2 separate regions of the Homo sapiens genome follow, and region 1 is linked to region 2. Evidence: chromatin loops called from intact Hi-C (ENCODE). Cell type or tissue: HCT116. All regions are shown on one strand. Each heading gives the region's core, and the rest is flanking DNA. Links, peaks and the distances in the headings are about the cores only. Region 1 has its middle 5.6 kb from the start of ZNF521. Region 2 has its middle 36 kb from the start of LINC01915.

Region 1 (5,388 bases), core at 81-5,080, 770 kb before region 2:
AGGTTGTGAAATTGAGAGCCTCAGTTTTTTGCTGACTGTTAGTCACATTTGTCTCATTTCCTCGTTAGGAGGGTTTCTGCTTCAGAGCAGCTCACAATGTGGCAGGTGGTAGGTAAGCAAGTGAAAAGAGCCAGAGTGGAAGATGGAGGCGGGGGTGGGTGGGGGGAGAGAGAGAGAAAGAAAGAGAGAGAGAAAGAAGACGGAAGAAGGAAGAGTTTGAGAGAGGGCAAGCAAAACGAAGTTTTGTACTCTAAACTCAGGAGTGGCATGCCATCATTTTTGCCATATTGTAATTGTCAGAAGCAATTCACTAGGTGCAGATGACACTCAGGAGTTGGGATGACACAGCAGCATGAAGACCAGAGCAGGGGTCATGGGCACCATCTTACAAGCTGCCTGCCACACCACAATAAATACACATACTTTCTCTGGGTCCTCTAGAAATATAAAGGCTGATGGTGGGGGGCTGGGTGGGGGGCTGAGTCAGGGCAGAAAGCAAAAAAAAGTGGGAGATCAAGGGTAGCTTTCAGGAAAAAGTAAAACTTGAATGAAGTCCACACAAAAAGGGTTATTGAAAGTGTTTCTGAAAAATAAACAGAGAAGGATGGGAGAAATGTGAACCCCTGAGGCCACCAGGTTACATCCTGTAAAAGCTTCTGCCAGAATTTACACTGTCAGGTTGCAGTAGTGTACATTAATAGTTGACACAACACTCAGTACTGTAATAAACAGGAGAAAGATTAAAGGTACTGAATACATTCACCAAAAGGCAGACAGGGTGGGGTTTCTAGGGAGTGCCCAGAAGGCAGCATTGCACACAACAGGCATACTCTAGTTTTAAACCTTGAAAGCATCGGGTTTAACATCCAAACGTGAGATGGAGGTTTAGAAATATGATTGGGGAAACCAGTTAATAATGAAGGCAGGTAAAATCATTAAATAAAAAGGATAAGGTGATGACAGAGGTATGCTTCTGTACTGGCAATATCAATCAATTTGGAAAACTATACAGTGAACTGAAAGCCAGTTCATGTATCTAGTCAATAAGAAAAAGGAAATAATCTCTGAGAATTCAGTTCATATGCAGTTGACGCATCAGAGGAGAAGGTAGATTGCAACTTCCAATTATAATGAATATTTGAAGACAGTCAGGGTACAGAGTCAATAGAAAATAAATGCAGAGGCAAGCTGGTAAGAAAGAAGAAAAAATGGGAAAATTAGGAAAGAAGGCCTCTTTAAAATCCTACTGCTATGTTTGGGAGAAAGGATCATGTAAGACAAAATTAAGAAGAGAGACTAGAGGAGGGCAAGGATAAAATAAAAACTTGGGAAATACAGGAGGGGGTCCCTATGGAACTGATTCTGCCTCATCAAACGTTTTTAATTCCATTTTTTATACATAAGTTATAACTGGCAACCTCTGTTGAGACTGTTTTTTTATTGCCTTATGGAAAAGCAAGGCCAACATGATTAAAAGGCAATGTATTCACCTCCCAGGGAAGGGGAGCTGGGAATGATGAACCCAAGGCTTTCTTCAGAGTGACATTTTTATGTTACAATTTTAATAAAAAATAAGGAAAAAGAGGAAGAAGAGTGGAGAAAACACTTTAAGTTTCATCTTCTTGCTTTGAATGATAGTGGGAGAGGTCAGTACCCTTTAAAAGGAATAGAAAGGTGATCCCTTAGAAAAGGGCAGGATATGAAAACAGCAAAGCAGCAACATAAAGATTACCACGTGGGAGATAACAAGGAGGGATTTGAATACCACGAACTGATAATACTATATAGATAACCTGAGCGAAAACTGCTCACATAAAGTTTCAGTGTTGCAGGGAAAATAATGTGATAGAAACGGATATATTTTGCATATATATGAAGTCTTTAGAGTTTACAGTGGGTTGATAACATCAGTCAAAAAGAACAATTGTGGGTTTTGAACCCCACTAGTCAAAAGAAATAATACTTTAAATTTTTTTAGAGGAGGGGACAAGTCACGAACAAGAGCCAAAGTTCTCTGTGATTAAAAACTCTGATAGGAACTTTTTGGTCAGAATTTTTTCTTTGGAAGATATTGACTCTATTTATTATGAATTGAGCCTACAAGAGGCCCAGTGTTGAAGGGCAAATAACAAGTGTTTATGTAGCATCAAAGGTGACACTGAGAATGATTACTCTCTTTCTGTCTCAAATCTGTATCCACTTCCTTCTTCATCCATATTTTGATCAACCTGATGAACATCTCTGAAAATTACTAAGTAGGAAATGATGATGATGATCATTGACTAAGAGGGCCTCACAGGGTTTTATGAATAAAAGGAAAAAACAGAGGTTAGAAAAACTTATATGCAAAGAAATTTATATACTGTTGAATTGGGAAATCTTATATTTAGCATGAAGCTATCCAAATTGAAAATATTGGTACTGTAGGCAGACAAGAATGAAACGTCTGTACTCAGTTCAGGCTTGGTGTAGATGGCGTTCTGTCATCAGAATTCTCTATTAATTGGTTATCTCTGCATGTCTTGATTATAGTGGTAATGAACGTTCATAAATATTAATTCAAAGATACCAAAAATTTATGAAGCACCTTCTAAATCATCAAAGACAGGTTAGATGCTGTTCAGCAACACTCCACAGATAAGTGAATTTACTGTGTTCTGATTCTTTGAAAATTATTAATCTGTGTAATCGAGAGCACACATTTCCAAACTGCAGGACAGCAAATAGTTTATTTAACTCTTAACAATTTCCAAACATGTACAAGAAAAATCCCTACACCTAAAATCCTGTTATTTATACCATGCCTCTAGTGCACAATGCATCTATTTTTCATTATAACACAAAAAGTTTATGAGTGTCTCCCCTTTTCTGAAACTCCAGCTTTATAAAAACCTGTTTTATTTTCCTAGAAATCTAAAGAAAAAAATATCCTCAAAAATTATTTGAACTCAGATTATAGGGCTTTGATTTCTTTGAAAATAAGATTCAACACAACATAATATAGATCACTTATTTTAATGAAGAGAAATTTTATAAACCTATTTATTCTGCTACCACTGTATCATGGTAAAGAGATATCTACATAATCTTTAATATTATCTTTCAAAAGAGCTGGTGCTCACAGATGGCTACATTTTTTCTCTGCTATGTACAGTCTTTAACTTTTACATTTGAATTTTATCCTTTTTATTAACTGTAATGACCACTTATTGTCAAAGGGCTTCTTTTAATTATCTCTGGATTTTAATGACCAATATTCTAATTTTTATAAACCGTAGTGTTAACCAAATATTATGGTATTTTAATAATTACATTAAACTATACCAAAGAAATCCATTTGTGCTCATTTGGACAAAAACTTAAAATTTTGGGGTTATAAACCAAATTACATGTTCTATTTTCAATGTATAAAATTAATTCAACTGTGTACACTTTCTAAAACTAAAATATTTACCAAAGGCATGATTATCTAGGGACATATAACTTATGAAAAATTGTTTATAATAATTTTTTTTAAGTGAGAGAAACATAATTTGCCTTTTTAGGAAATATAACTATTTCCTCTTTATTTCATTATTTATAAATTTTGTATTTCTGATGACAGTAATTATTTTTAGCATATGCCAGTTAAGTTCTACAAATATATACTATTAGCAATACTTAAAAAGGTAGATTCAATTTCTATCAACTGTTTTATTCCTTTATTGTCTCTTTTAAGGGTACATGTTCATTTTTTTTGTTAGTAGATCACTTATCTATATCCTTAATTCTTTAGAATTCACAAATCAGTACTATCTGGTTTTTCTAATATGCTACAATCTCTTTTCTTAAGATGATGCCTCACCTTTCAGTTACCTTTAAAAGTAGCTTGCAAATATTATTCTACTGAAAGATCCCTCTTTTCTTTTCGCAATTTCTGTGTGAAGAAAGGATATTTTCTCTCTTTTATTGTTTTAGTGGCTCAATAAGGACCTTTGCAGTGGTTATGAAAGCCTCAGTAAGAAAAGATGACAATGTGAAACCTCTAGTTTTAAACGTTTCTATACATGTTGAAATTAAATCTTTAAATTTCAATGAATTCGTGTATTATAAAATAAATGAATAATGTATAGTGTGCATTTAAAAAACTTTACCTTTTTGGATATAGTCCACCACCAAGTAGAAAAGTCCTCAACGCATCTGTATCAGAATTTTTTTTAAAGGGGTTTAATGACTCAGATTTTATGAAAGAAAAGAAGTCAAGTAAATAAGACTAAAAAAAGATTGAAAATAGAATTTGTTATTCATAATGACAAAATACATTTGCCATATTTATATATTTAATGTGGATTTTTCCATGTGACGTTCTTAAATGCTTTTGCATTCAAACATTGCTACCCATTTCATAGATTAAGAGGTAGAGTGTGGTTATGAGTATGCAGGATGGATATTAAGTAACTTACTGAGAATTAGATGGTGGACAATTAAAGGAACTGGGAACTGAGTATAGTTTTTGTGGACTAAAAATATTGCCTTTCCAAATGCATCACTAATACTTTGCACAAATGTTAATTTAAAAGTCCCTTATATGTTGTTCTAACAATAATGTGTTAATATGTATATACGTGGATGTATATACATATATAACACACACATATATTTTATATTTTAAACACACAGACACAGACACACACATTAGATTCAGATGGACTTTGATTAAACTGCCCTTTCATAGGACTTTTAATTTAACTCTTGTTAAAAATGCTCCTCCTTTAAAAGAAAGCTTCTGTGGAGTAATATGACTGATACAGTCATATTACTCAGGCAGGTAATACACTAGATTTGAACTAACTTTCAATATTAAAAAAAATCCGAAATCGGTCTTGAAAATCTTAAAATATTACATGAAATTGTTGTACAGATAAGTAGACATGTGCTAAGGATATTTATATAAAATTATGAGCAGAGTATTCTCTTTGTAATTGGTTTAGATGCCAGATTGCAACTTTGACACTATTACTTATAACTTATCAAAGACAATTTATGCTTTGCAACTGACATTTTAAAATTGGAGATTTACTTGAACTGGTACCTAATGTGTTTTCTGTAATTAATTCCTTTGAGGTCAAGTTTCATGGACACAGGTTTCCTTTAACATTAATCCCTCCTTTAGCAATATCTTTATTGTTGGAATTAACAGTTGAAAAAACGTTAATCTTTTTTTCAAGTAAGAGTCTCAGTTCCAGATATTGTTTGTTTCACCAATGCAAGACATTCTGAAAAGTGCAAAATATCTTAAAAGTAGGTGCTGTGGAGTCAATGCATGAAAAGAGCCAGAAGTTAAATCAATCATATGTTAATACGAAATGGAAAGTTTAATTATGTAGCTACTTAAGTTCTTAATAGAAC
Region 2 (5,388 bases), core at 109-5,108:
CTCTATGAAGAACTTATCTCCGAATGGTCACATTCTGAGGTACTGGGGATAAGGACATTTGAAGTTGGGGAGGTATACAATTCAATCTATAACATGGGGCTTTGCCAAAATCCCTTTTTCAGGTGGTGACAGTGCATTTAGAATTCAACTTCTTCCAGCCTGGACACTGTAGTAAATACAGAGAGGTCTGCACTCAAAGCAGTTACTTGCTTAAGTAGATCTGCTCCACAAAGCACCAGGGAAAGATGTGGATTTGGTTAAAACACCAAAAGAATGGGAAAAGTTCTTCCCCAAACAAGATATGAATTGCTTTATACTGAGAATCAAGTCACAGAGATTTTTGCATGTTCAAGTCCATTTCCTTAGTGCATTTCCTTGAAGCACACTATTTATCTTCCTTTCAGTTATTTTTGTATTTCATATTCTTCATATTTATTCATAAATCCACACCTATCAAGGTGTATTCATAAATCCACAGCTATCCACACCTGTTTATTTAATCCACACCATGATTCGTTAGTAGTGCAGACAGCTTATTCTATAACCTTGGGATGTTCAAGGGTGAACTGGTGATGACCTCCTGTCATCTACCATCAGAGAGGGAGGGAATGAGATATGGGGAATTTGAGCACTTTGGGTCCTCTCTCAGCTTATCCTCCCCTTCCTGCCTCTTCTTTAAGTGGTGTAATAAATACCTGGCTAATAAATAACCGTAGAGAAGCAGGTGATAGCTGACTCTATGGTTTCAACTCTATTGCGCACCCAAAACCAGGGCTGAAGCCCAATACCCCCTGGACACAACACAACCCCTGCCCGAGGGTGAATTTCCATGCAGTGTAATGGACAAGGGGCTGCCTATACTTCCAGGCCAGAACCCAAACCAGAAAGTCACCTGCCCTTGTCACACCAAGATAAAGCAGGTGGGCTTGCCTGTCTTTTTGAGAATTCTTCTGGCTTTTTCTTTCATTCCTTGCCACTTACGAGAAGCTGGAGCTCATCTGAAAAAGGATAACCAAGGGTGATTAAAACTGAACACTGTGTCATGTGAAAAGGACCTGAAGGAACACACCTGGAGAAGACTAAGGAGGAAAGTTTAAAGAACTGCCAGAGACAAGAGATTGCTATTCAGTACCAGCAGAAGCTGTAAAGAGCCCAAAGGTCAGTATTAGGTCACTGCTACAATCTTGAGCTCTCTCTGTAACCTGCCCTATAAGAAATGAGCTTCCCATCACTGACGTATGGAAGGAAATGCCATTCCATCCAATATAGTGTCATGCCAAGAGGATAGGCTTTTGGAAGCTGAATCCTGCCTGGCTCGCTTCTTTCTACCATGAGAACTTAGATAAGTTACTTAACCCCTCAGAGCCATAGTTACCCTCACATATAAAACAGCAGCCACAGTCTCTAGTACAGGGAAGATCCTAAAAAAAACAGTAACACATCCCTGTCTGCACCCCTCTTCTCTTGATTCTTTTTTCAGAGTGATGGGTATTAGAAACTAACTTCCATTCCTCTTGTTGAATAAACCAAGAGAACCCAACATCTCAGCATGGGTGTTTGGCTTTGGGTGGAAAATTCCTCTGGGCAACTGAATCGTAAGCACCAGGCCTGGGTTTGCCACCCCTGCTCTTCCCTTCCTCCCTGAAGGGAACCAAGATTTGAGCACCAGTTATCACATAAAACATTCAACTCCATCTTGCTGGTAGTTTTAACCAGGTTTAAATATTTCATACAGAACATTTTTCTTTGAAACACTATCTTGTTTCGTTTTTTAACAGCAAGTGACCTGAATTAATGTGGAGAGGCCAGAAGAAAGACCAGAAAAAATTAATACAGGGAAAGCTGTTGTGCTAAAACAGTTGAACATGGTCCATATATGTTAAAAGTCCAAGCATTGAAGTCCTTAGCACTTCAGAGATCTCACTACGTGGGTGGGTGCCTCTGTGTTTAAAAAGACAATATATTACATACACATACACTCAGCTGACCCCCTGAGGTAAAGTAGGTTGATGATCAAAAATAATTACTCCCTGCCTTCCTCTTCCAAGGTGGAATTATACTTCCCCACACCTCCACGTGGAGTGCAGGCCCCTAACTTGCTTTATCTAATGAAATGTAGGCAGACACGACGACGGCACCAGTTCCAAGCCTGGCCTTAGAGGCAGCATGGCTCCGTGTGTGCTCTTGCCTCTCTGGCATTGCCCTGAGGAGAGTATTGCCCATCAGCTCACGGCTGCCTCTTCTGCCAAGGCCTCAGAATGAAGACCCGTGAAGCAAAGCAAACCTCAGCCCAACTTGCAGCCAAGAGCCAAGCTCAGCTTGGCCATGGAAGTGGAACCACCAACAGAGCACAACCTCAACAGACCAACCTGTAGACACACAAGCAAAAACAAAGATGCCTCTTCCCTGCCTAAGTAAATCTTGTGTCCTTTTAATTATTGCTTGTACTGTGTGATGTAGATTTAACTAAAAAATAAAGTGGACAGTTTATGGATGTCATTACTCCCAACCGGTGTAATCATATGTGTGTGTGTGTGTGTGTGTGCACATGTGGGTGTGTGTGTTTGTAAATATAATGACAAAACCATCACATAAAGGACAATGGCCTAGAATGAGAGCCTCAGAAAAGAACCAGCTTCCTGAGTTGTGGACAATGGTGCTTTTATTAGTCATGGTTCTCTAGAGGGACAGAACTAATAGGATAGATAGATATATAAAGTGGGGGGGGGGGGTGAATTAAGTATTAACTCACACGATCACAAGGTCCCAAGCTGAGGAGCAAGGAGAGCCAGGCCAAGTCTCAAAACTGAAAAATTTGGAGTCCAATGTCTGAGGGCAGGAAACATCCAGCACAGGAGAAAGATGTAGGCTGGGAGGCTAAGCTAGTCTAGTCTTTTCACGTTTTTCTGCCTGCTTTATATTCTAGCCTGGCTGACCTGATTAGATGCTGCCCACCAAGATTAAGGGTGATTCTGCCTTTCCCAGCTCACTGACTCAAATGTTAATCTTCTTTGACAACACTCTTACAGACACACCCAGGATCAATACTTTTGCATCCTTCAATCCAATCAAGTTGACATTCAGTATTAACCATCGCAGTGCTCAACAATACGTAGAACAGATAATCAGGCTTATTCGTATTTCTCTCCTCAAAGAGGAAGATGTGGCTGTGAAAGCCCAAGACTGAGCCATGATCTGAAATAGCCCTTGAGTCAACTGATTTCTAAAACTCCATTTTTTAGTGACCTCAATGGCCTCATTGATTGAATCACTTGAGCATCAATCTCAATACATGGTTTTATGGTTTTTGTGTTTCACCCACACTGGGATCCACATTTTGGGGGAGTTAAATCCCAGATCTGTCACTATCATCAATAACATGGATTGAATGTCCACCAGGGCTTCCATAGAATTCAGGGGCTGAGTCCCTAGGATCACCTTGGGTGGTCACCTAACCTCTGTGCCCCCAACCTGAGCCTGCATTGATTTGATAACAAATGTGCTGCCAGGCCTATGGGTGTCTCCCACTCACTCATGCCTGGAAAGACTATCGGACCACTGCCACTCTACTACTGCTGTTGGAGAATGTGCAGGTTCAAGAGACTGTCTGGTGCAAGACCCCCAGGGGAGAGATTGGCCCGGGAACATGCAGGAGTCACATGGGGGCCATAATGAGAGATAAACCACAGCTCGCACCTGTGTGGCAAGGGACAGTGCTCTGACACAGTGGTGATGTCATCTTTATGAGGGGGTGCTTTCTTAGGGTGAGAATGGAAAGCCCCAGATCCAAACCCAGGGCGAGAGAGCTGGGATGAGGAAGAGTGTGATCTCTGCAAACAGGGCAAGACATTGACAAAAGGGCAATATGAGGTGCTTCAAAACATGCTATTTAGTGTCTATATTTTGACTTGCTGTAAGAAGCAGGAGTGCTGGAATCCCTACAGCATGCAAAACCACACGGAGAAAAAAAAAACCTCACGCCTATTTTACAACATTATAGCTGGTATACAGCTGTTGTGAAGAGAGGTGAAAGGGGAAAGGGCACCCCACAGTTCTCAGGTTCCCCAGTCATAACATATAAGGAGCTTCTCTAAAAGTTACCCATCCACCGACCTGTCTCATAAGGAGGAAAGTAATTCAACAGCAATACGCACATCCAGAAAAACTGTGACTTTCGCAGAACGTATTCATTTTCTGTTGCTGCATAAAAAATGACCACAGTTTTAGTGGCTTGAAACAACATCCGTTTATTTATTTATTTATTTTTCTTTCTTCTTCAATTTTTATTTCAAGTTCAGGGGTACATGTGCAAGATGTGCAGATTTGTTACATAGGTAAATGTGTGCCATGGTGGTTTACTGCACAGATCATCCCGGCACCCCAGTTTTAAGCACAGCATCCATTAGCTATTCTTCCTGATGCACTCCCCGACTCCTCACATGCAACACCCATTTATTGACCCGAAGTTCCACGGGTCAGACGTCCAGCCAAGGACCTAGCCAGCGGGACACCTTGATTGCAGCCTTGTGAGACCCTGAGCTCACTAGGTTCTCAGCTCAAAGTCTCACAAGTCTGCAATCAAGGTGTCCCACTGGCTAGGTCCTTGGCTGGAAGCTCTGCGGGAAAATTTACATTCAAACTCTTTCCCCTTGTTGGCAGAATTCAGTTCCTTGTGATTGAAGGACTGAGGTCCCTGTTTCCTTGCTGACTATCAGCAGAGTGTCAGCCCTCAGCTCTTTAATGCCAGTCCGTACCCCTTCCCCTGTGTCCACTCCCACCTATCAAGCCAGCTATGGCACGCAGGATCTGCTCATGCTCTGAATCTCCAACCTCCCTCATCTCTGACCTCTAGACCCAGATGTAAAGGGCTCATGTGATTAGGTCAGGCCCACCTAGATAATCTCCCTCTTAAGGTCAACTGATTTCCGAAGCTTCATTACATTTGCAACCTTCCTTCTACCATATAACAGAACATAGACAGGAATGAATCTCATCTCATTCACAGGTTCCACCCACACTCATCAGGAGGCGATGACCCAAAGGAAAGTCCTTGGAAGTCATCTTAAAATTCTGCTTCCCACTGCTTCCTCCTAACATTCTGGGGTCCTCCATCTGCCCTTAGCTTCCTAGAGCTCTCCAGAGATGGCCCCATTCAGGTCCACTCAAATTTAACTCACTCATTGCCCCACTGCAGTAGGCCTTCCCTAGGTTACCATCAGCTAACCTGGTAAAATAACTAACATCTAAGTGTTACTGGGTTCATGTGCCTCCCCTTTGACCATCATGTCTGCCTTTTTAATAAGAGCTCTGCCACAATGGAATTCAAAGCCTGAAGGGCAGGAGAGGGGTGGGCCCCAGCTTGGCTCTAAGACACCTATTGGTGGAAAT

What was found. A loop is a pair of places that touch in the nucleus more often than their neighbours do. Peaks named below come from ENCODE experiments on the same cell type or tissue, not always from the same donor. Only the 100,000 strongest peaks of a DNase experiment are listed, where the experiment ranks them.
Region 1: a loop joins it to region 2, with 7 times the contacts of the local background. A loop is called at or near these places in 4 of 110 quality-filtered maps.

Annotation. Positions count from the first base shown.
Region 1 is chr18:25,355,106-25,360,493 of GRCh38, reverse strand. No RefSeq gene overlaps it. Among named protein-coding and RNA genes, the nearest start is that of ZNF521, 5.6 kb to the right of the region's middle. In HCT116, for the core only: no CTCF peak of the experiment used is centred there; no DNase peak of the experiment used is centred there; H3K27me3 peaks cover 397 bases.
Region 2 is chr18:24,589,388-24,594,775 of GRCh38, reverse strand. No RefSeq gene overlaps it. Among named protein-coding and RNA genes, the nearest start is that of LINC01915, 36 kb to the left of the region's middle. In HCT116, for the core only: no CTCF peak of the experiment used is centred there; no DNase peak of the experiment used is centred there.